Regions from separate parts of the Homo sapiens genome. Here region 1 is linked to region 2. Evidence: read pairs that join two places in POLR2A ChIA-PET (ENCODE). Cell type or tissue: MCF 10A. All regions are shown on one strand. Each heading gives the region's core, and the rest is flanking DNA. Links, peaks and the distances in the headings are about the cores only. Region 1 holds the start of GNG10 (G protein subunit gamma 10). Region 2 overlaps SHOC1 (shortage in chiasmata 1).

Evidence for each region. Peaks named below come from ENCODE experiments on the same cell type or tissue, not always from the same donor. Only the 100,000 strongest peaks of a DNase experiment are listed, where the experiment ranks them.
Region 1: POLR2A ChIA-PET joins it to region 2 with 16 read pairs; 5 of 35 experiments call an interaction of 5 or more read pairs at or near these places.

What each region holds. Positions count from the first base shown.
Region 1 is chr9:111,656,360-111,668,044 of GRCh38, reverse strand. It overlaps DNAJC25-GNG10 (DNAJC25-GNG10 readthrough), which reads right to left. Exons shown (of 3, transcript NM_004125.4): 2 at 1,099-1,230. The coding sequence ends at 1,105. GNG10 (G protein subunit gamma 10) reads right to left here and starts at 6,440. Exons shown (of 3, transcript NM_001017998.4): 1 at 6,330-6,440; 2 at 1,099-1,230. The coding sequence starts at 6,410. The coding sequence ends at 1,105. RefSeq lists enhancers at 5,380-5,429, 5,630-5,729, 6,800-6,859 and silencers at 6,020-6,139, 6,170-6,619. In MCF 10A, for the core only: no CTCF peak of the experiment used is centred there; a DNase peak (open chromatin) is centred at 6,454.
Region 2 is chr9:111,739,018-111,747,017 of GRCh38, reverse strand. SHOC1 (shortage in chiasmata 1) reads left to right here. Exons shown (of 28, transcript NM_001378211.1): 10 at 676-784; 11 at 5,448-5,542. Among named protein-coding and RNA genes, the nearest start is that of SHOC1, 52 kb to the left of the region's middle. In MCF 10A, for the core only: no CTCF peak of the experiment used is centred there; a DNase peak (open chromatin) is centred at 3,547.

The DNA.
Region 1 (11,685 bases), core at 2,072-10,071, 81 kb after region 2:
TTCTACTAAAATACAAAAAAATTAGGTGGGCATGGTGGCATGCGCCTGTAATCCCAGCTACTCGGGTGGCTGAGGCAGGAGAATTGCTTGAACCCAGGAGACAGAGGATGCAGTGAGCCAAGATCGCGCCACCGCACTCCAGCCTGGGTGACAGAGCAAGATGTCTCGGCGATGAGGGGGGAAACACATTGTGAAAATGACCCCAATACAAAGCATTCGAACCCAAGAAGTTTCTAATATGCCACCAGAGAGGTGTTTTCATTTATCAATTTTTAAAGCTCTTTTAACCCCACTCACACTTTTTCCCAATAGCTATATTTCTTCCTCCATTAAAACAGAGATATATTCTGAAAACCATTGGGAAAGAAATCACAGCGGGTGGTAGGCACACATCTCCCACTCTGGGGAGTCCTTATTCCCAAGAGTAGCAAGTCAGTTGATAGCACTAAGTAGCAAATCCCAACCCTTGGATGCTATAAGGACAGAGAGGGTGGGCTTAAGGTCAAGAAATTACTGGCCAGGTGTGGTGGCTCACACCTGTAATCCCAGCACTTTAGGAGGCCGAGGCGGGTGGATCACCTGAGGTCAGGAGTTCGAGACCAGCCTGACCAATATGGTGAAACCCCATCTCTATTAAAAATACAAACATTAGCCGGGCGTGGTGGCAGGCACCTGTAGTCCCAGCTACTCGGGAGGCTGAGACAAGAGAATTGCTTGAACCTGGGAGATGGAGGTTGCAGTGAGCCAAGATCATGCCACTGTACTCCAGCCTGGGTGACAGAGCGAGACTGTCTCAAAAAAAAGAAAGAAAGAAAGGAAGAAATTACTACCAGCCAACTCAAAGAGCTCAAGTACAGAAGGATGTTGGCATCTCATGACTTAGTGCCAGAGAGACTTCAGACTGTCCTGATTAGATGTATTCTACAGGCAAGGTAAATATACACTAGAATCACACTTCAGGGAAAGTTGTGCATTTTGCTGGCTCTTGTTTTAATTTCCCCAAGAATAGGAGACATTCAAAACTCAGTTGCTCAAGTCCTTTGGGAAGCCCTGTGATAATGCTATGGGCCCAAGACATCATGGTGTATCATTACTCACGAGTCTTCAGAGTAAAGCACAGGATCTAGGCTCCCGGAAGGGGTTACTTCCAGCTGGAACACCCACCAGCAGGGCATCCTTGCAGGCATTCTGCATACAGTACTGTTGAAGCTCTGCAGCTGCCTGAGAGACCTGAAACAAAGGGACAGCAACATGGCACCCTGCTCACAGCCAAGCCACCCGGCAGTCAAGGATATTCTGAAAACGATCATCCAACTTGGTAAATATCAACTTTTTGTGACCTCCAAAAGTCTCTTTCTGCTGAAAGTTCTAATACTTGAACTACAAAGAGAAAAGGTTACAATTTCCATGAACGTCAATTTAGATATTTTTTGGTTTAGTTGCTTATTCAACGAAGACAAGAAAAAGCTGTATCTTTGATCCATTTAGAAATCTAGTTTTGAGACTGAACGGGTAAAGAAATAGCTCATTCTAGCATTCCCTTTACAAATTTTTACTTATATAAAACATGCATCAATATATCCAAGTTTGCCAAATGAGCAAATTGTCTTAATGTTTACAAGTCTGAAGCCTTATTCAGTCTGCTCCAAACAAGTGATAAAGTTCTTCCGCCTTGCTTTTGAGGCGGTATAGCTTATTATTTGGGAGTATAGCCTCTGGAACCAGACTGCGTGGACTCAAATTCAGCTCTGCCACTACCTATATAACCTTGGGCAAGTTACTCAACGTCTCAGTAGCTGCTTCCTCATCTGAGAAATAATTAGAAATAGTAACTCACCTCTCTGGGTTGCTGTAACAATTAAGTGAGTTCACACATATAAAGCTATTAGAATAGCGCTAACATATAGCAATACATTTGTGGTAGACTGCAAACGTGATCACAATAGTTTGCAGCTCCTTCCACGAAGAGGTAGAGTCTATTGACGCACCCCTTGAATCTGGGCTGACTGTGGCTGGGCGCAGTGGCTCACACCTGTAATCCCAGCACTTTGGGAGCCCAAGCGGGGGCAGATCACGAGGTCAGGAGTTCGAGACCAGCCTGACCAACATGGTGAAACCCTGTCTCTACTAAAAAAAAAAAAAAAAAAAAAATTAACCGGGTGTGGTGGCGTGCACCTGTAATCCCAGCTACTCAGGAGGTTGAGGCAGGAGAATCGCTTGAACCCAGGAGGCGGAGGTTTCAGTGAGCCGAGATCGCACCATTGCACTCCAAGCTGGGTGACAAGAGCAAAACTCCGTCTCAAAAAAACAAAAAAAGAAAAGAATCTGGGCTGACTTTGACCAGTAGAATGTGGTAGAAATAAAGGGCAAGTTCCAAGCTAGTCCTCAAGAGTCTCTGCACCTATCTCTCTTGGTGCAGGTGGAACTGTAAGACAACCATCTGAAGGAGCCCAAGATAGCCTCCTGGAGGTCTTGTAGAGGAGAACTGGTAAGCTACAACCAGCACCTGCCTATCAACCTGCAGACCTGTGAGTGAGGCCATTCTCAATCACCCAGACACCAGCCAACACCAGTTAACACTCTATCTGATTGCAGATGCATGGGAGAGCCCAGAAGATCAGCAGAACTGTACACCTGAACCTAGCTCAAATTGTCCATCTAAGAACTGTGAGTATAAATCTTTTAAGCCACTAAATTTTGGGGTGGTTTGTCAGGCAGCAAAAACTAACTGATACAATATCATTATCCCTTTTCTTATCTTCCATTTGATGCATATTTCTACTTGGAGGTTTTCCTCATTGTACTTTTTTTTTTTGCATTAAAAGGCATTTTGAATACAATTCACCCATATTGTACAAAAATGGTTCCAATTGCTGTTCAGGTATTACTACTAGTTTGTGTTAATTTTCCAAGCCTCCAAATAACTGGAAAATTAACTGTTTATGTTACAATTGCTACCAAGTTTCTGGACAGCTCCAGGAATTTTGGTTGCATTAATGTAATGACAGTTTACTCCATATTATATGAATATAAAACCATAATATAATATTACCAGGCTAATGCTAAAGTTTGCTTTTGCTCTCAATAGAAGCTCTGACATTTTCATGTGAATTATAATTGGAATTAATGGTTATATATACCAGTTATTAATTCAAAAGAAATCGAGAATCAATTATGCTCAGGCTTACTATCTTTGCATTGGGGTGGCAGGTAAACTCCACACATGGTAGGTGGAAGGACACTGTCTCCAGGACTCCTGGAGAAATGAGACTAACTGAACTCTAGGCTCAAGAACATGGTCAAAAAGTTAAGGTAAGGGGATACGCAGAGAAAATAAGAGAAGAGTAAACGTGATCAGCATCTCTCTAACACTAGCAAGGGAGAGAGGCTGTGGGCTGGGAGACTATAAGCCCAAATACTTGCAAGCTGTCCCCTGCCATTGGTGGTGGGATAACCTCCACCCAGGTTACCTGACTTTCCTTGGTTTGAGCCCATGTTTACCCAGCAACTTCTGTGAGGCTCCTCTAAAGGAGGAGTTCTTGGAAGGATACCAAGCATTCCTATAGCTGGGAAGGGATGTCCTCTATTATATGCTAGAAAATTGGTGTCCTGGTTTATTTTTCAGATAGCAAGTCTGTCAAAGAGAAGACACCTCTGGCTATGCTAAGCACATCCAACAATGAATGAGGATGTGAGGTAGACCAGACCCTGGAATGGTTGTGACTCTCTAAGGTATTGTCTGAGGGAAGCCCTGCCAAGTACCCCAGATCATACTTCCATGAGCGCACCTCTTAAATAGGCTTATTATCCTATTTGTAAATAAGCTTACTGCGAGCTCAGGCAATTCACCTGAATTATATGGCTCTCAGTTTCATCATCATTTTTAAAAGGTAGATAAGCACATCTTTCCGGCCAGGTGCCATGGCTCATGCCTGTAATCCCAGCACTTTGGGAGCTTGAGGCGGGAGGATCACCTGAGGTCAGGAGATCGATACCAGCCTGGCCAATATGGTGAAACTCCATCTCTACTAAAAATACAAAAAAAAAAAAAAAGCCAATTAGTGGACGTGGTGGCAGGTGCCCGTAATCCCAGCTACTCGGGAGGCTGAGGCAGGAGAATCGCTTGAACCTGGGAGGCAGAGGTTGCAGTGAGCTGAGATCATGCCATTGCACTCCAACCTGGGCAACAAGAATGAAACTCCATCTCAAAAAAAAAAAAAAAAGAATATCTTTCCTCTTTCTTAGCTACTTGGCGGGTAGACAGGCATCTGACTGGCTCACAGTTTTCCTTTCTACCTCATGTCCCCACATTGTCTTTGTGAATTTCCAACAACCCTCATTTCAGTTCCCTGACTTCTTCCCCTCAAACAGCCTTCTCCTCAATGCCAACAGATACAGTTACAACACCTGTAACTGCTCCACTTCTGAAATTTTACACTCCAGTATCCTACTCTCTGATCACAATCTCTCCTTCCCATCCAGGGTGCTGCCTCCTTTATTCTTCCTTTATTCTGCTCTGACCTCACCGAGATCACCAGGCATCACCTCCTCCCCTTCTGTCTCACCTATCACCAGGAGGCTGGCTGCATTCCTTCTCTATCCATCTAGGCTCAGCCTCTTTCTGGCCAGACCTTCACACGCCTTGCCCTCCGGCCCCACCTCCACCTTTCTGGCATACCTCCCCTGCTAACTTACTCCTCTTTCAACTACCGTTCACCTTCAGCACTCACATTCCAGGATGGTAAAGATTGCTGCAGGAAAAAAAAAAAATCACAAATATGACCAGCAGTCTCCCTTGTCACAGCAGCTGGGTCTTCAGTCACAGCGCATCTGCGTGCCTGCTCAGGGGCCACTCCCTTAGTCCCCTTTCCTCTGCCTTAGAAGAAAACCTGGCCTCCTATTTCACAAAGAAAAGTGTCACCATACAAGTTTAGCCCATATCTAGAAACTTATCTTTACACACACCCTTACCTTCTTTCTTCCTGTCTCAGAAGCTGTGCCACCAATCCCCCACCCCCCCGTAGCCCTGTCTCCTCTACCAGCAATTGGCTTCCATTTGTTTCTTCCCTGGAACCTAAAAATATAATTTGTTACTTCCTCTCAACCCTAAAACATGGCTTTTCATTTCCTAAGTTAAAAAAACACGTTATTTCCTCTTTAAAACTAGGTTTCTTTAAAAAGAAAAAACGTCTGCCTACCCTATGACAGTCCAGATTCTGCTTTTACTAACACATAAGCCACCAGACCTCTGCATTCCACAGCCCTCTCTCCCTTTACCCTGTTTATTATCTTCACTCCACTTAGTACATGAAGCGATGCTATGTATCCGTTAAGTTGCTGTTTACCTTCCCCTCCAGAACCACCCTATTCCCTGTAGCAGTGCCAGGCACACAGCAAAGGAGAAACTGAGGCACAGGGACTATCCTGGTTGTGTTCCTTCTTACAGATCTTCTGCAAATAATGCTGCACTCGTAGCTAAACACAGCTCTACAACAGACGCCTTTTAGCCAACTGACTAAACGCTGGACATGTTGACTGAGCCCCCAGTTTTTGGAAATCCCTACTTCCTTGCTCGGAAACCTTGCTGTCTCTTATTTCCTCTTCTCTAGGCCTTGCTCGGAAACCTTGCTGTCTCTTATTTCCTCTTCTCTCGGCCACCGGCCATCGGTGTGGCTGGTCCCCGGGTCCCAGGCTCTGAGCTCTGCTCTTCATAGAAGAGGCTTTTTCGCCCCAATGCACTTGAATGACCTCTTTCAGCCCTGGGCGCTGAGCTTCAGGCCATGAGGACAAATACCTCCCGGATGACTCCCCGGAGTCCCCAGGTCCGCAGCCGAACTCATCATTTCCCCAAACCTGTTCCCCCTCCTCTCTACCTCGGCGGGTGGCAGCGCCGTCCACCCTGTCACGACGACAGAAACCCGAGCATCCTGGCTCTCCTCCCTCTCGCTCTCATCCTACCAATCCATCACCAATTCGCCGCCCTGCGGTGGCCTCCCCAGCCCTGGGTCCACCCTCCCGGCCCGCGCGTCGCCGGCATCCCTTGCGCCCTCCGAGGAACTGACCACGGCCGCCTTCTGGAGTGGGCGCACCCCCAGGGACCGGGACCGACCACGACCGCGGGGCCCCCCAGGCGCGGCTTCCTCCCGTCAGGCCCGGGCCCCCGGCTTGCCCCGCGCCCTCCCTCACCGCGGACCCCACCGCCCCCGCGCCCCGCCGAGGCCTCGCCGCCGCCACCGAGTCCCCCGCTGGCGCCCGGTCCGGGCCGCCGGCCTCCTCTTCTCACGCCCCGCGGGCGGAAGGACCGGAGCGTGGGTACCCGGGGCCCGCACCTTGATCCTCTCCACGCCAGCCTCCAACTTGAGCTGCTCTACCAAGCGCTGCAGGGCGCTCGCGCTAGCCCCGGAGGACATGGCGGCGGCGCTGGGCTCCTAGGGGCTGCTGGGCCCGGCCGGGCGGGGAGGAGCCGCCAGCCCCGAGCGCGGGTGCCGCCCCGGGGCGGGGAAGCAGCTGCGCCCGCCCCGCCGCCCCAGCCCACCCGGCGCGGAGCCGCTTGCCAGAGACAGCGGGGACCCCAGCGAGCTGGCAGTGCTCTCCGCTCCTCAGCGCCTGAAACCTGGGTGGCACCTGCAGCTGGGCCTGGAACCGAGGCGGGGACCCGCAGAGCGCGGCGTCCTCCAGCGAAGCTGGCGCCCCTAGGATGAGCAGGAATCGCGAGGGCGTGGGACGCGAGGATGGAGTGGGCGGCAGCAAACACGCACCCCTGAGAAATGAGAACTGGAGCCAAGGTGTGACATGAGTTGGAGAGATAAGGGGCCTTGCCAGACAGTATCACCGGGGAACCAAGGAGAGTTCATAGGATTTTCATGAGGCAGCAACAGGTTTCTAAATGACCCTGTTACTGTTTCACGGAGATCCTACCAGTTGATTTGGTGGAGTATGGTAAATTGGATAAAATCCCAGACCCTGACATCTTTGTGAAACATACAGAATAAAATTAAATTCAGCGTTTCTCACTCTCATCTCACCATTTAACTGTCATCATTGTTTCTATTCTGCTGCTTTTTTTTTTTTTTTTTTTTTTTTTGAGACAGGGTCTTGCTCTGTCACCCGGGGTGGAGTGCAGTGGCGTGATCACAGCTCCTTGTAGCCTCCACCTCGTGGGCTCAGGTGATCCTCCTGCCTCAGCCTCCTGAGTAGCTGGGACTACAGACACACACCACCACGCCCGGCTAATTTTTGTATTTTTAGTAGAGACGGGGTTTCACGATGTTGGCCAGGCTGGTGTTGAACTCCTGGGCTCAGGTGATCCTCCCACCTCAGCCTCCCAAAGTGCTGGCATTATAGGCCTACTGCATTTTTTAATAAGTGTTTTACAAAACTGGGATCGTTACTATATTTAAAATTTTTGTGTTGCTTTTTTCCATGTATCATTAATACGTCATTATTCTTGTACACCATTGTATTTGTCAGAACTCACTTAAACTGAATATTGCAAAAGGTAATATATTGGCTTGTGTAACTGAAAAGTCCAGGGACTTTAAACTAGTGAATTCAATTACCCAAATAATAATTTTGGGGCTCTCATCCTCCTTGTTTTGATTCTGCTTTTCCTGAGATTAGCCTCATTTTCCTTGGTGGTAGATGGACTTCTCTAGTGGTATGAAGGAAGGCACCACACTTTCACTGTCCCCATCTAGCAAACCCAGGAAAAATAGTACCTCTTTTCTTTCTAATCGTTCCAGCAAAAATCCCCATAATGAACCTCACTGGCTGGTATTAAGTCATGGGCCCACCCCTGGCCCAATTACTCTTTGAAGGCAAGGATGTGTGGCATTGACGTGCTCAGATTAGCTGTGCCTGGGCCAAAGGGAGACTTGCACATTTGAAAGCCCTCTCTAGTGGCCAATTTCCTCACCACAAAGAAATTAATATATATCTTAGTAAAGAGATGAAAGTACATGTTGGGAACATTCAACAATCAATTCTGAGACTGATGAATAGGACAAAATAGAATGATTTCATATTTAAAAGATATGGCAAAGAACTCAGTGCAAAGATATACATACTGGATTAGGAAAGGCTCATCATAGATCGTGAGAGCTGGACTTTGGAGATACGTGTCTTGCAGATGGCTCAGAAGGAAGAACAGTCCAGTATGGAGGACAGCTGGAGGCGATGCACACATGTAGAGTGAATAAATTTAAAAATAGAGGAAGCTCTAGTGACTAATAGCAGATACAAAGTTGCTAGGGCCAGAAGTCATAGAAAACCTCACATACACACAAAAGTTTATGGTAAACAGTGGGATAGCCACAGGGTAAGGCATTTTGGGAATATTAATCTGAGATGAATGTGCAAAATGAACTGAAGTTGAGAAGATAAATGGCTGATGGTGGGGGAGTAGCTGGAATGAGGCCCTGGGTAGGACTGTTAGAGTAGGAATGAGGGGGAACAAATTTAGAAGACAAAATCAGTGGTACTTCATGGTGGTTATGAAATGCAAAGAAAAGAGGACAAAGGGTTCTGTAGCAGAGAGTGGGCCAGAACTAATGCCAAAACAGAAATTAGGAAACAAGACTTGGCTTGAGATGAGTAAAAAATAATGTGGGGTTTGGTTTAGGAGTAACGAAGTGACTTCCATGGCATTGCTACATGCCTTTAGGCTGCTGAAAATGTTTAGTAGCCAAGATGTTAATGTGAAGATGTCTCCACAGCAATGGCAGCTGAAATAATGAGATTACCTCAAAATCATTAGAAATGAAGGCTTTGGAGTTGCCCTCAATGAAGGGACACACGTCAGCCATGTCATACTGTATCAGCCACGAGGTAGCAGGAAAAGTCTAGGGGTGTGCTGTGTCTGCCTCCTTCATGCCCTACACACCCACTGCCCCGCCCACCTCAGTGTTACTTTGCACCGTTCAAGAGGAATGGTCTGTGATCCATGGATAAGCAGGCCGGGCGCCACTTGTACTTGAGGAAGGCTGACCATCTGTGTGATGCTCCACACTTTCCCCACAAGACTTCTCATCCATTATTTTTGCATCATGGAACTTCAAAGTTGAAGGGAACCATCAGATAGTGCGGCGCATCTACAATTTCAGAGATGAGGAAACAGATCCACTAAGGAAAGTGAAGTGACTTGCCCAGTATCACAGAAAGTGGGAGCAGGGAAAAGAATTTCATTTTAGCTTTCAAGAGAATTCAGGCCAGACGCGGTGGCTCACACCTGTAATCCCAGCACTTTGGGAGGCCAAGGCGGGCAGATCACTTGAGGTCAGGAGTTCAAGACAAGTCTGGCCAACATGGTGAAACCCCGTCTCTTCGGGGTTTCTACCACGCCTGGCTAATTTAAAATACAAAAATTAGCCGGGCGTGCTGGCATATGCCTGTAGTCCCAGATTCCTGGGAGGCTGAGGCACAAGTATCGCTTGAACCCGGGAGGTGGGGGTTGCAGTGAGACTGCGCCACTGCACTCCTGCCTGGGCGACAGAACAAGACTCCGTCTCAAACAAAGAACTCAAGGTTTACCTAGAGGACCAGAGGCCTTTCCCACATGTGCTGTGATTTCCAGAGCTCTGGAAGGTGAGGGATGGAGACAGAGTACCCTTCTTTCCTTCTCACTACAGCTAAAATGCATGGGTAACCAGTAGAATATCTTTCAAATTTTGTCACACATTTTTTTCCCTGGTTAAGCACAAACTTATCTCATTTCCAAGAAACTTTCTAGAAATGTCATTACCCTTGTAATGACAAATGTTTCATTTGTTTCCCTGTTAGGAGCTACAGTTCTTCACTCCTCTGACTTGTATTTTATCACCTGTCTACTAACAGTGGATTATTCTTCCAGGAAAGGGGTTTGTGAGTCAATCTTCTCCATAAAAATAATGACATAATGGGAAGATATTTCTGCCAATGTTATATCAAAATGACAATAATATATACCATCTATAGTTTCCAAAATGATTAAGAGTAGGAAAACACATTAATAACTATATCTAATGTGACACAGTATCATGTACTATAAAAATTATTTTACTTCTTTTTGCCTATTACATTATTTTTAGAACCCAGAAATAATGAATCAGGAGCTGAAAGAATCACCAGCAGGTTTGTAGATTCAGAATGGCTTTTCTGGAGAGATTTTCACAGGTACTTTTGAGACTTTGGGAGACGGCAGAACTTAGGGCTATTAGATGTCTTTTTGAGCAACCATTCTAAGCATATCTGTTTGCTACATTGAAAATGTCCCTTCACTAAATGTAGGCCTTAGACTAGCAACTTGCTGATCATTCTGTCATCTCTGAAAGTTTTTCTTTCTTTCCTGAGTCGTCATCTCGGCTGCTCCACCTTGCACACTGGTGGCAACAGGGCAGGCAGCTGCTTTTTAAAATACACAATTCCAACCCTAAGGAGCATCACTCCTTCACTCTAGCACCGTGCCTTGCACAAGGGATTAAAATATGTATTAAAAGAATAAACAATGGGTTTGTAATCATCACAAAACACACTCCTGTTACCATGCTTTTTTTTTTTTTAACAAATGAGACTCTTTGTTATTCCCTCTGAAGGCAAAATAACTCACATTTCCTGATCACTTAATATATGCCAGGCATTTTACCCTTGTTATCGTCTAAGAACTGTCTGAAATAGTATCTTTACATGAAAGAAAACAAGGCTCACAGGTTAAAGTAACCTGCCCAGTCAACCTTGTTCTATCCGGTTATAAAGCCAGAGTCATTCCACTATGTCGTGCTTCGTGAGGTTATAAAGGAGAGACTGTCAGATGACAGAAGTTTCTCCACCCCCGAATGAAACCAGGAAGGAGGAATCTGTGACACTGATCTGAGACCACATGATCCATTCCATACACAATTGTTGAGGATATCCTAAATCCTTTAATAATTACGAAGCTAAGGCCAGACCCTGTAGCTCATGCCTATAATCCCAGCACTTTAAAAGGAGGATCCCTTGAGCTCAGGAGTTCAAGATCAGCTTGAGCAACATAGTAAGACCCCCGACTAAAATAAAAATAAAAATAAATCAAAAAATTAGCCAGCCATAGTGGCATGAGTCCCTGTAGTCCCAGCTACTCAGGAGGCTGAGGTGGGAGGATCATGTGAGCCCAGGAGGTCAAGGCTGCAGTGAGCCATGATCAAGCCACTGCACTCGGCCTGGGCAAGAGATGCTGTCTCCAAAAAAAAAGCTGAAATATGTACAACTATCATATATCAATTAAAAAAGAATTAAGAGGCTAAAGTTTACAACTAATTATGTAGGTTTCTACTGAAATAATTTTATGAAGTAAATTTAATTTAGTTATTAGGTTCTAGATTTGGCCTTTGCCAATATTTAAATGTTAACATCACATTTTATAAATAATTATAATTCATCCATACACAACTAGTTTGTATCAATACCAACATTTATCTATTTGCTTCAAGTGTATAATTCTAAGTCAAAAGAGACCAGGTTTGATTTAATGTTTTAAAGTAGCTAGATTCCATTTATACTATCTAATAAAAGCCACATTATTTTCAGTTTGTGGCCAGCAGTCTGGTTCACACTAGCTGAGTGATACCCTAGCAATTGGCCTCCACTCAAGAAAAATATCTCCAAGGTTTGGGTATTAACAGTTTACTACTGGCCGGGTGCAGTGGCTCACGCCTGTAATCCCAACACTTGGGG
Region 2 (8,000 bases), core at 1-8,000:
TTTTTTCTTTCTTTGGAAATAAAAATAATTCTATTGCCTAAGTACTGACAACACAAGCTGTCAGAATCAAAAGCCTTAATACATATAAAGCTCTTGGAATTTATGTTAAACACAGTAAACTCAATAAAGTTTAGCTATTAATGTATGTTTTAAAAATCACCACGGTTGTAATTGAGACACAATGTTATATATATGTAATTCCTTATATAGATAGACATTTAAGACATTTTATATCTCAACTCAAATTTCTTTTTATTGAAATATTTTTGTTTTAACAGATGACCAAACATAATAGTTGCTTACAAAATGTTCTAAATTATACTTAATTTTTATTTATTTATTTTTTTTAGAGACAAAGGCTTGCTCTGTTGCCCAGGTTGGAGTACAGTGACACAATCACAGCTCATTGCAATCTCAAATTCCTGGGCTCAAGCAATCATTCCAGCTCAGCTTCCCAGGTAGCTAGGACTACAAGCATGTGCCACCACTGCTGGCTAATTTTGTACTTTTTGTAGAGACTGATCTTGCCATGTTGCCCAGGTCTTAAACTCCTGGACTCAAGTGATCCTCCTACCTCAGCCTCCCAAAGTGTTAGAATTACAGGTGTGAGCCACCACGCCTAGCCTACTTAATATTATTCAATGTTTACATAACTTTAATTTTCATATATTCCAGGAGAGTTAGAAATGCCACTAACTCCTCTATTCCTAACATGCCAACATTCTTCAGTGAATTCATTACGTACAGAACTTCAGACATTTCCATTATCTCCGGTTTGTAAAATGTAAGTAAAGATTATATCTAGAACCCATGTTGCAATTCAGAACAAGCAGTCTTTATTTAAATCTCTCCATATAAAAGCAATTTCCAAGATACCTCTATGAAAAAATTTAAGAGCTAGTACAGTGTCTGTAATAAGTAACTAAAAGGAATATATAAATTTATGTATATATTTGGTTTTATATGCAAAGAGTATCTTTAGAAGGGCACCCAAGAAACAAGTAATATTGCTTGTATCCAGAAAAGAACTAGGTAACCTAGCAATGTGTGTAGGAGATTTTTCACAGTATGGCTTTTATACATTTCAGTATTTTTAATGTGAATATATTATCATTAAAAATAAATAACTTAAAAAATTTTGAAGATCCTGGCATTGGAATAGTATGCTTAGGACATTGCCACTGGACACTTGCTAATGGCACTGTCTCTACTGGCAGTCACTGCCATGAAAGGCAATGTAGTGGTGTATTAGTTTGCTAGGGCTGCCCTAACAAATACCACAGATTAGATGACTTAAACAATAGAAATTTATTCCTTCACAGTTCTGGAGGTGAGAAGTGAAAGAACCAAGTGTCAGCCGGGTTGGTTTCATTCTAAGACCTCCCTCCTTGGCTTATAGATGTCCCTTTGCCTTCATATATTCTTTCCTCTATCATTGTCTATACCCCAATCTCCTGTTCTTATAAGGATACCAGTCACATTGTATTAATGGCCCTGTTTAACTTAATTACCTCTTTAAAGACCTTGTCTCCAAATACAGTCACATTCTGAGGTACTGAGGATTAGGTCTTCAACATAAGAATTTTGTGGGGACACAATTCAGCCCATAATAAGTGGTTAGAAGCTCTGAACTAGAGCCAGATTGCCTAGCTCTATCACTTTCTAACTGCAACCTTAATTGTTCTGTGCCTCAGGTTTTTTAAATCTACAATACTGGGATAATAATAGTATCTATAAGGTTGTTAAGAGGTCTACTAAAAGATTTGTCATAGGTCTGTGGCCAGAAGTAGCCAAAGATCACAGAGCAGTGTGGACAATCGTTGATCAATAGATTTGGCTATCAGTTTATTCCCATTAAGAGTGCAAGAGTCCTTGCTCTCTTATGGATGTCCTATCTCTAACAGAGGACAGCCACTGACCTTGTTCACCTCTTGTCAATGTGGTCTCAGTAATGGGTGGACCAGACATACAGAACCAAGGCTTGATTCGTAAACTTGTTCAATACCCCATCATTATTGCACAGAATAGTCTGAAATTGTAGAATTGATACTGCAGGGCTAGGTCATTATATTCTAGTTTGAGCCAAAACTGCATAGCTTAATAGCCCAGCATCCTTGCCCTTTGATAGAGTCTGAGATAGCTTTCATTGCTGTCTTAAACCATGCAGCACACATGTAGCTTAATGTTTTCTAAGATTGATTAGTCTGCTATCCTGGAATAAAGCCATTCCATTCCTCTGCTTCTTACGCCAGTTAAAAAATTGGGAACATAACCAGTACAATTAGTCTACTGTAAACCTAGAACTTAATGTGTCCTAAAATAACATATTTTCAGGAAGATGACAGTAAAGTCTACAAGTCTCTAATGAATTATTCCAGGACTGGAAACTGTGGGAACTGTGTGTGTTAGGTTTGAATTCTTGTTATAATTAGCTGATCTGCCAGAGGAGAGTGCTATTTGGATTACTGGGACCAGCTGGAGTCAAGGCTGTATAATTCATCACTGGCTGCTTAGGCTTCTATTAATGGTCTCAGGAAAGTGTCAAAGCATAAGACTGAGGGCCCTAAATATATCTTTATCTTCTGGCTAAGAATTATTTACATTTCTAGAGTAAATTTGTGCTATACAGAGTTCTATCATGAACTAAGAATTGTCCATATCAGATATGAGCCCTAAAAAGAGCATAGGACAAGTATGGAAACTACATACACTTTGTTTAAATACTTTTAGTTCTCTTGATAAGGTACAAGATATTTATTTGCAGGACATATACTGTTTTTGTTAGTGCCCTTTTACTCTTTTATTTAGTCCATACACCCTAATCCATCTGTTATGACAGACTGGCATTTTTAGAAACAGAAACTAGCAGAAATTAGTATGATCTTTAATTTCAGTTTGATTTTAGAAGTATTTAAACCATAATAAGCTCTTTTTAATCACAAGTTATATGTCTATTGTTATAACTCAAATATCTAATAAGAATTTATGAAACAAATCTTAACTAATGACTTACGATTTGGCAAAGTTAGAAAAAAAAGGCTTTCAAATTAGCTAATGGTTTTAGAGCCATTTGAAACAACTGAAAGAAGTTTTCCCCTCACTACTACATTTACCAGCAAGAGATAAATCACTTCCATTTGTTTGGCAACTGTAAAAGCTTAAAAATCCATATTTTAAAAATGAGTTTACAGTAGTCCCCCTTTATGCCGGGAGAATAAATTCCAAGACCTTAAATGGATGCCTGAAACTGCGAATGTTATTGAACCCTATATATACTGTTTTTTCTCATATATTCATACCTATGATAAAGTTTAATTTATAAATTAGCCATAGTAAGACATTAACAGCAATAACTATAGTAAAATAGTAAAATAGAACGACCATAACAAATACCATCCTCATTACTCTTGTGCTTTGGAGTCATTATTAAATACAGAAGGGGTTACTTGAACACAAGCACTGTGATTCTGCAACAGCTGATCTGATAACTGAGAATGCTACTAAGTGACTAATGGGCAGGTAGTGAGTACATATAGTGTGGATATGCTGGGCAAAGGGATGATTCACATCCTGGGCGAGATGGTGTAGGATGGCATGAAATTTCATCACACTGCTCGCAACAGTGCAATTTAAAACTTATGAATTGTTTATGGAATATTCTGTTTAATAGTTTGGACTGCAGTTGAACACAGATAAATGAAACCGAGTATAGTGAACTCATGGATAAGGGGGAACTACTGTATATCTCAACTGTAAAACTAAAAACAAGGAGAAAAGGTGTTAAAATTTTTTTGAAAAAAAGAAGGAAAAATAACAAAGAATGTTATTGTAGCTTTAACTTATTTTTATGGTCCCAATTATTTTTATTTCAGAGCACAACATTTTGGCTGAAAATAATACCCAGTTAACAATATTTTTAGTGCCTACCACATATAAGATTCTATGCTAGATTTTATGGGCTAAAAAAGAAAAGTCTGTATGGCATAAGATTTTATTAAGCTACTAACTGACTGCTGACTTGTGAATATATTTTTATGAACAATGTATCAGATTCAGACATGCCTTCAGAAAGCTCCGTTAAGAGTGAAAATGTGTGTCTATATTGGACATGGCCTGCTAAATATAACACGTTCCTTTCACTTTAAAATAGTTGCTTACAATCTGAGGTGTTGTCAAAGAAACCTTGGTAAGATTCAGGAATTGTCTAGATTCTCAAATTTTCTATCACATGACCAGATTTTTGGATTATGTGGGTAAACTGGATGCCTTAGACATAAAACCTAGCTTTCCACTGCCCTAGACTGTCAATTTAACTGGCAATACTTATAATTAGCATGCTCATATATGTTCCATATGAACAGAGAAACAGAATACAATCAGTTCTCACTCAGGGTAGCAGGGAGCTTGGGACACAGATTAAGGGGTTTATGAATTAATAGTCTTTCCCCTACGAAGGCTAGTAGCATCATAGCTACAGATGAGCTGTAATTTACACTGATTGACATGCTTATTTTCTCCCTTCTCCCCCCGAGTACCCCTAAACACACATACACAGACACACATCACTCACTCACAAACCCACCAAGATTGAAGGTCTTGAACTAAACTTTAGGACTCTGCCATCTCCAGAGAAGGACTTTTTCACAGTTCTGATCCTCAGCCAGTAGAGGATCCAGAATTTCTATATGGAATGGACTTGGGGACAGCAATTTTATAAAAATTTTTGTTGAGGTTGCTATGTGCATGGTAAGCATGGTAATTTTACTTAGATTGTATTTTTATTTTTGGTGGCGTATAAGGTTGACGCTAGCATAGTTTATGGAGGGAAGTGCTAAAACTCTCCCAAGTCAGCCCTCTCTGGCTCCAGGTTCCATTGAGGGAGGTAGAGGTGGGAGTAATTTACAGTCAAGTAGGAACAATTGAGTTTACAAATTACCAAACTTTCCCAAGGATGGAGGAAGTGAGTACTGTGTTTGATATTTGGTCTGTAGAACTCGACTGCAGTTTACACATTTATAAAGTCAATTTTTCACTTGATTTTGAGTGTAAAAGTACTTTAAAAATACTTTTTAAAAATAAAATTTTGGGCCAGGCGCGGTGGCTCACACCTGTAATCCCAGCACTTTGGGAGGCCAAGGTGGGCGGATTACTTGAGGTCAGGAGCTGGAGACCAGCCTGGCCCACATGGTGAAACCCCGCCTCTACTAAAAATACAAAAATTAGTCAGGCATGGTGGCAGACGCCTGTAATCCCAGCTGCTCGGGAGCCTGAGACAGGAAAATCGCTTGAATCTGGGGCGGAGGTTGCAGTGAGCCAAGATAGTGCCACTGTACCCCAGCCTGGGCGACAGAGCGAGACTCTGCCTCAAAAAAATAAAATAAAATAAAATTTTATTATACAAAAGACTCAATATTATTAATGTATTAAACTTTAACTCTTTTTTTCAGTAATTTGCTTACTGCTGAAGAATCAGCTAATGAATACTACATGATGTGGCAATTAGAAAGATGTAGAAGCCCTTTGAACCCATTTTTGCTTACAGGTAAAGATTAATTGCCTTTAAGTGATAAATAGAAAGTATAGGTAAAAAGGTACAACGAGTAGAAATGTGGGATATCCTTTTTCTTTGACCATTTCTTAACAGAATATATAACTTCGCCTAAAGCTAAAATACCAAGATATCTTCCATAAGGTTCATTATGCTAGGTGCAGAAGTATATGACAAGATCCGGATCTTGCTGATTTTCTGGGTAATTCCTATACATGGGAGAAGGAAAAGAAAAGAAATGAAATACAAGTAGTACATAAAACTGTCCCATACAAGTAATTTGTATTTCCAAAGTTGTGAGTTGTTTGTAAAAAAAAATAAAAATAAAAAAAAATCTCATCTAATGTTAAAAGTTTTAGTTGCCCAAGCTTTCCAAAAAAGACGTTTAAAAACATTTTAACAACGGCCGGAAATTAGCCGGGAGTGTCGGAGCGCACCTTTAGTCCCAGCTAGTCGGTAGGCTGAGGCCCAAGAATCACTTGAAAACCTGGGAGGCGGAGGTTGCAGTGAGCCGAGATGGCGCCATTGCGCTCCAGCCTACGTGAAGGAGCAAGTCTCTGTCTCAAACAAACGAACAAACAAACAAAACAAAAAAAATGGCCGGGCACCGTGGCTCACACTTGTAATCCCAGCACTTTGGGAGGCCGACCCGGGCGGATCATTTGAGGCCAGGAGTTCGAGACCAGTCTGGCCAACATGTTGAAACCCCCTCTCTACTAAAAATACAAAAATTAGCTGAGCATGGTGGTGCACGCCTGTAGTCCCAGCTACTCTGGAGGCTGAGGCAGGAGAATCGCTCGAACCAGGGAGGTGGAAGTTGCAAGAGCTGAGATCACCACTGCACTCCAGCCTGAGCAACATGGTGAGACTCCATCTCAAAAATAAATAAATAACATTTTAGCAAAACTTGTTTATAGTTTAACAAAATAATTTTGAGGTTATACATTTCACATGTATATTCAAAATTTATCTGAGTAAGTTAAACTCTTGTCTGTGTCTGAACTATTCCATCACGGAAATGGAACTTTGGATAAGGTATTGTTTTAAAAAATTTTTAAATGAATCACTGAGTTGCATTTGGAGGCCAAAAACAAAGTGAAAACAGGAATCCTGGGAAGCAAGTAAGCACCAAAGCTGGCTTTCACTCCAAGCTTTCTATTAAACCTTGGAGACTTTGAACTTCTGTTTTGAGGTCGACATGTAGTGTAGAGTCAAGAAATATCCTACGTGGAGGGTCTGATAGGGGACCCCTACATAAAACTGGGAATTCAACAAACTACCATCAAAATAAGAGCATACAAAAGTAAACCACCATATATAGAAGGGAACTCCGAATAAATTTGCATATTTCTACCTTGGAGCTGGAAGAGAGGAAAAGAAAAAAAATTTCTCTTAAGTACTGCTAACCAGAAGGCAGCCATCATGCCTGGTTGCAGTCTGAATTCAAACCACCTATATACTTTTAAAAATAGTGGTGATTTAATTTAAAGTGGTCCCAGGTTGACAGTGCCTCCCAAACACATAGAGACAAAAGTAAATCCTTTCTAGAGGAAAATAAATTTTTTTTCTGGAAGAATGTACTTCAACTCGTGCTTCAAAGACCTTCCACAAAGTTGAAAGAAACACATGCTAATAGACAACAATCACAAAATATATTGGCATGATCAGTGAGATACAGCAGAAACATTAGACATCAAAATCAGATCATATATTGAAATTATCAGTTACATAGTATAATATACTTTTAAAGCAAAAAAAGGGGGGAACAAGACGTCTTGTATTATTTCTTGCAACTGCATGTGAATCTACAATTATTTCTACCTGAAAAAAAGGAATGGACTGTTGATATACACAACACAGATGATCTCAAAATAATTATGCAGAATGACAGAAACCACAAAAAATTCATATGGTATAATTCCATTTATATAAAATTCTAGAAAATGTAGTTTATAGTGTCAGGAAGCAGAACAGTGGGACAGGGGTTGGGGGATGAGGAAGATTAGAAGGGAGGTATAAAGAGGCAGGAGGGATACAAAACTTCGGAGGGAATGGATATGTTCATTACCTTGATTGTGGTAATGGATTCATGAATGTATAAATATGTCAAAACTTATGAGACTTTTCACTCTAAATATGTGTAGTTTATTGCATGTCAGTTATACTTTAATAAAACTATTAAAAATTATACCTATTTTATAGAATTATTTAGGGATTAATTAAGAATAATGCATGTAAAGAAAGCACTTAGCATAGTGCCAGATGTTTTTTAGTAACTTGTAATTACTATTATTAATATTAGTATTTTTAAGTTTTAATTTCTTCTTAATATTACTGTCATTATAAAAGCACCATTCCAAAATTAGAGTTTCAAAATTTATAATCCTAATTTCAGGTTGATGTTTATAATGCAGATAATAATATTAGGTAGTTGTGCTACTTCAGTTCCTCC